Linked DNA regions of Homo sapiens: region 2 is linked to region 1. The links are chromatin loops, found by intact Hi-C in ENCODE. Cell type or tissue: dorsolateral prefrontal cortex. All regions are shown on one strand. Each heading gives the region's core, and the rest is flanking DNA. Links, peaks and the distances in the headings are about the cores only.

Region 1 (2,908 bases), core at 129-2,628:
TTGCCCAGGCTAGAATGCAATAGTGTGAATAACAGCTCACTACAGCCCCAACCTCCTGTGCTCAAGCGATCCTCCCATCTTCACCTCCCATGTAGCTGGGACTACAGGCACATGCCACCACAGCCAGCTAATTTTTTTTAGTGGAGATGAGATCTCACTCTGTCGCCCAGGCTGGTCTAAAACTCCTGAGCTCAAGTGATCCCTCCTGCCCCATACTCCCAAAGTGCTGGGATTATAGCCAGCTTAAGGTCTTAATTAGCCTAGGGCCTGACAGACATTACCTCAGAGGAAGTGTTGGTTTCTATTTAAGAACATAGCAATGTTAAAGTGCCCTAGAATTCTCAGCGTAAACACCTGGAGGAGGGGGAGGAGGAGGAGACCAGAGAGAACCGAGGGAGCTTGTTTATTTGTGGGCTTTTCTGGTGGGAATAGAATCATCCCAGGACCCCAACACTCCCCACAGTTGAGGCACATTTTCCTCTTTCTTCCCAGCTGTGTGGTGGTGATTTTGGACCCCAAGGAGAACAAGCAGCAGCACATCTTTAACACCGCCAGGTAGGCTGAGGCCTGGGCCCGGGGCAGGGGTGGAACCAGGGGCTTGGCACGCCTCCCCTCCCCTACACAGCCTGGAGATACTCATGGGTAGGTGCTCACTCATTCACTTACATGTTGGCTCAGCAGCATTCGCCTGTGCTGGGTGCTGTTCCGTGTGCTGGGGACACAGCAGTGACCAGAGGAGACGAGAATCTCTGCTGGCTAGAGCGAGACAGACTGTAAACTAGTCAGCAAATTACGGGCTGATCATGATCAGTGCTATGGAGGAAATGATGGAGGATGTCTTCGGGCAGGTTTGTGGGCAGAGAATAGGAGGAAAGCCTTATCAGAAGGCTCAGGGAACGCTGCCTTGACTCTGAGACCTGAAGGAAGCGAGAGGGTGACCCATAAGAAGCTGTAGGGAGAGCGCTTCAGGCAGGGGGCACAGGAAGGGCAAAGGCCCTGCAGTGGTTAAGAATCTCCGGCGCTTTAGAAGCAGCCAGGGATCTGGGTGCCTGGAGAAAGGAGCAGGGAAGATGAGGCTGGACCAGGCAGAAGCCACATCCCGTAGGCCTTGCAGCCTTGTAGAGGGTCTGCATAGCATGCTGAGTGCAGAGAGCAGCCACAGGAGGGCACCACAGGCCAGGAATGTGCTTTTCACCCCCAGCCCTCCAGCAGCTCTATTCCCTGCTTTGCTTTTCTCCACAAAATTTGCTCCCATCTCTGATATGCTGTCCAGTTTCCTCATTGATGGTATTCACTGTGGGTCTCCCTCAGTGTGAGCACTCTTGAGAGCAGGGACTTTCTCTGAGTTCATTTCTGTGTCCCTAGCACCAAAGAGCAGTATCTGGCATATTGATGGCTATTTTCTAAGAGAAAGACTTAACATGATTTGGGTTTTAGAAAGATCCCTTCAGCTATAAGTTTACTGGGGAAGGACCCGCTCCTCTGCCTTGGGGCTAACTGATCACTGCTACCCTGGGGATGTGGTCCCAATAGGGCTGTGACCTTTGGAAGGCACACCATGTCCCTCCTTGGCATAGCTCAGGCTCAGCTCCTTTGGCCCAGTTCTCCAGGTGGATGGATAAGGAGTGGGTTTTCTCCTGCCCTTATGGTCCCTAAGGTACGGTCCTTAAGCTACGGCAGGTTCTTGTTATCTGACAGAAGTGCATTCCCTCTTGAAAGTGGCTTTTTGGACCTTTTGCTCCTAACTGTGGGTTCTGTTACTGGTGATAAGGGCAGAGCTGGGTTCCATTCCTGGCTCAAGCGTCTATTCACTGTGGAATCTCAGGTGAGACACTTCTTTCAGAGCCTTGGTCTCCTCTGAAAATAAAATAGCTGCCTCCAACTGGGAGAGCATTCATAAGGCAGCAGCTACAAACCAGAGTCACACACACTTGCCCAATATAGTATGTTTTAAAGGTTGGATAAGTGGACAACATTTCAAGTTTTTTAACACAAAAATCCAAATGTCCCTTTTGTTTGGAGAAGTGAGAAATTCTCTGGCCTCTGGGGCCCAAATTCCCCTGTGGCAGTGAGGGGCTGAGCTTAGTGAAATTTGTCAGGCCCGTTGTGGCCAGTTCCTCACACCTGTGTTGCCTCCCTAATCCCTGTAGGCAGTGGAGTGGGTGGCCTGGATCTATAGTAGATGGTATGCAGGTGTCCGCCCTTGGCCACCAGTGGGTGTGCATTAGGAGGTGGTGTGGCCAGTGTGGGGATTTTCACTCCAACTGCATATCAGAATCACCTGGTCCCTGTGCCTCACCGCCCCCCCACCGCCACGCAAGAGAAAGCCAAATCAGTTGATCTGGGATGAAACTTGGGCATTGGCAATTTTGAGACTTTTTATATTGAAATAATTTCAGACTTAGAATAGTACAAAGAGCTCCTATATACCTATGTACCTTTCACATATTTCACAAATGTTAGCTTTTTTTTCTTTTTTTTTTTTGGACACAGAGTCTTGCTCTGTCACCCAGGCTGCTGGAGTGCAGTGGCACAGTCTCAGCTCACTGCAACTTCCACCTCCCGGGTTCAGGTGATTCTCATGCCTCAGCCCCCCAGGTGGCTGGGACCACAGGCATGTGCCACCATGCCCAGCTAGTTTTTTGTGTTTTAGTGGAGACGGGGTTCATCATGTTGCCCAAGGTGGTCTTGAACTCCTGAGCTTAGACAGTCTGCCTGCCTCAGCCTCCCAAAGTGCTAGGATTACAGGTGCGAGCCACTGCACTTGGCCAAATGTTAGCATTTTACCACATTTGCTTTATCATTTTTTGTCTATATACATATTAATTTGTTCTGAACTATTTGAGAATCAGTTGTAGACATGATGCCCCTATATCTCTAAATACTTCACGCCAGGCATGGTGATTCA
Region 2 (2,908 bases), core at 314-2,813, 110 kb after region 1:
CATCTCTTCTCTGTTCTCCGTGTATACAGCTGTAATCATTATCTAGTTAATTGCTCCGACTCTGAGAGAGTAATAAAATTTCTCTTATCTCAACACAAAGTCTTTGGTTACAGCCTGGACAAGTTTCCTGGATTAAGCTCCAAGGTGCCAGGAAGTCTGGAACAATATCTCCATATCAAAAACAATGAAGCAGCTGGCACAGGGGCTCACGCCTGTAATCCCAGCCTGGGCGACAGAGCGAGTCCTTGTCTCTAAACAAAACAAAACAAAAACTGCTGCTGCCATAGCACAGGTCTCATTTAGGAATGGTTTTGTCAACTTGCGGGACAAATGAGCTCAAACTCAGTATAAATGGCCAGCTGGGGGATGCCATCTCTGCTGCTCTGTATCGGTTTACATGAGGACTTAGCTGCTAGAACAAAAAAGCACCAACATATGTGGTTTAAAGAACACAGAATTGCCAGGCATGGTGGCTCACGCCTGTAATCCCAGCACTTTGGGAAGCTAAGGCGGATGGATCACTTGAGGTCAGGAGTTCAAAATCAGCCTGGCCAACATGGTGAAATCTCGTCTCTACTAAAAATACAAAAATATTAGCCGGGCATGGTGGCGGGTGCCTATAACCCTAGCTACTCAGGAGGCTGAGGCAGGAGAATTGCTTGAACCTGGGAGGTGGTGGTTGCAGTGAGGTGAGATCGAGCCACTGCACTCCAGCCTGGGCAAGACTCCGTCTCAAAATAAATAAATAAATAAATAAATAAAAACAGAATTTACATACCAACGGATCTCAATATAGGGGTCTTATTTGGATCTTGATATAAACAAATATTTTAAAATTTATGACTTTTTTTTTTTTTTTTTTTTTTAGACAAGGTCTCACTCCAGCCTGGGTGAGGTGACAGAGTGAAACTATGTCTCAAAAAAAAAAAAAAAAAAGAGTCCTTATATCTTAGAAACACATAAACACATACTCATTTTTTTTTTTTGGTGGCATGGTGTGATGTATAGTGTATTAGCTATCTATTGCTAAGTAACAAATTTTACCCCCAAATGTAGCAGTTCAGTTGACTTTCTCTTGAGAGGGAGTCTCATTCTGTCGCCCAGGCTGGAGTGCAGTGGCACGATCTTGGCTCACTGCAACCTCCGCCTCCCGGATTCAAGCGATTCTCCTGCTTCAGACTCCCGACTAGCTGGGATTACAGGCGCCCGCCACCACGCCCTGCTAATTTTTGTATTTTTAGTAGAGATGGGATTTCGCCATGTTGGCCAGGCTGGTCTCGAACTCCTAAATTCAGGTGATCCGCCAGCCTCACCTTCTCAAAGTGCTGTGATTACAGGCATGAGCCACGGTGCCCGGCCACGCAGTTCAGAACAATACTTATTTATTATCTCAGTTTCTGCGAGTGTAGAATGTGTGGATGGTTCAGCCCTGCCACAATCACACAGCGGGTGGGAAGACCACAGGAGTTGCGGGTTGTAGGTGGGAAGGGGACCTGCCCTCGGGCGGACTTTGGTGCCGCTCTGCTGCCATCTTGTGGCGGGCACAGAAACAACTGCCCTTTCCACCTGGTCCTTCCCATACTCTAACCATTCTTGGTATTTTAGAACTTGCTATTCAAAATTTTTAGTTTTTATTCTCCCAGTTGCTGAACAGATGATAAAGTCACATGGTTTAAAATTCATGAGGATAAACAGGGTCTTCCTCTCCCTGGGGACTCTAGGTTTCTTTCCAGGGGAACTATTCTATGTTATTTCTTTTTTTCTTTTCTTTTTTTCTTTTTCTTTTTCTTTTTTGAGATGGAGTCTCGCTCTGTTGCCCAGGCTGGAGTGCAGTGGTGCGAACTCGGCTCACTGCAACCTCCGCCTCCTGGGTTGAAGCGATTCTTCTGCCTCAGCCTCCTGAGCAGCTGGGATTACAGGCGTGCACCACCACACCCGGCTTTTTTTTTTTTTTTTTTTTTGTATTTTTAGTAGAGAAGGAAGTTTTACCATGTTAGTCAGGCTGGTCTCAAACTCCTGACCGCAGGTTATCCGCCCGCCTCGGCCTTCCAAAGTGCTGGGATTACAGGCATGAGCCACCGCGCCCAGCCACTTACTTGTTTCTTGTGTATCTTTCTGGGAAAAGTTCATGTATATACAAAAGCAAACAACACACACATACACGACCAACAACAACAAGAGCACCCCCCAAAACATGCCCAGCCTTTCCCAGTAATAAAAGGATAATTTGTTCCTGGCCAGGTGTGGTGGCTCACACCTGAAATCCCAACATTTTGGGAGGCTGAGACAAGAGGACCACTGAAGCCCAGGAATTGGAGACCAGCCTAGGAAACACAGTGAGATCCCTTCTCAACAAAAATAAAAATAAAAAAATTAGCTGGGCGTGGTGGCCCATGCCTGTGGTCCCAGCTACTGGGAAAGGCTGAGGTGAGGGAATCACTTGGGCCTGAGAGGCAGAGGTTGCAGTGAGCCAGGATTGCACCACTGCACTCCACCCTGGGTGACAGAATGTGACCCTGTCTCAAAAATAAAAAATAAGGCCGGGTGCGGTGGCTCACGCCTGTACTCCCAGCACTTTGGGAGGCCGAGGCAGGCGGATCACGAGGTCAAGAGATCGAGACCATCCTGGCTAATGCGGTGAAACCCTGTCTCTACTAAAAATACAAAAAATTAGCCAGGCATGGTGGCGGGTGCCTGTAGTCCCAGCTACTTGGGGGGCTGAGGCAGGAGAATGGCGTGAACCCGGGAGGCGGAGCTTGCAGTGAGCCGAGATTGCGCCACTGCACTTGGGCCTGGGTGAAAGAGCCAGACTCCATCTCAAAATAAATAAATAAATAATAAAAAATAAAAAAAGGTTAGTTATTATGATCCTGCCAGCATCTCAGCTACATGAATGCGTGGAGTTTTT

The links. Hi-C counts contacts between places; a loop is a spot of excess contacts. Peaks named below come from ENCODE experiments on the same cell type or tissue, not always from the same donor. Only the 100,000 strongest peaks of a DNase experiment are listed, where the experiment ranks them.
Region 2: a loop joins it to region 1, with 8 times the contacts of the local background. A loop is called at or near these places in 59 of 110 quality-filtered maps.

What each region holds. Positions count from the first base shown.
Region 1 is chr19:36,059,476-36,062,383 of GRCh38, forward strand. It overlaps WDR62 (WD repeat domain 62), which reads left to right. Exons shown (of 32, transcript NM_001083961.2): 3 at 493-555. Among named protein-coding and RNA genes, the nearest start is that of WDR62, 6.0 kb to the left of the region's middle. In dorsolateral prefrontal cortex, for the core only: CTCF peaks have their summits at 1,152 (motif pointing right) and 1,354; a DNase peak (open chromatin) is centred at 1,156; H3K27ac peaks cover 1,339 bases.
Region 2 is chr19:36,169,371-36,172,278 of GRCh38, forward strand. No RefSeq gene overlaps it. Among named protein-coding and RNA genes, the nearest start is that of COX7A1, 18 kb to the left of the region's middle. In dorsolateral prefrontal cortex, for the core only: a CTCF peak has its summit at 1,529 (motif pointing left); a DNase peak (open chromatin) is centred at 1,511; H3K4me3 peaks cover 498 bases; H3K27ac peaks cover 318 bases.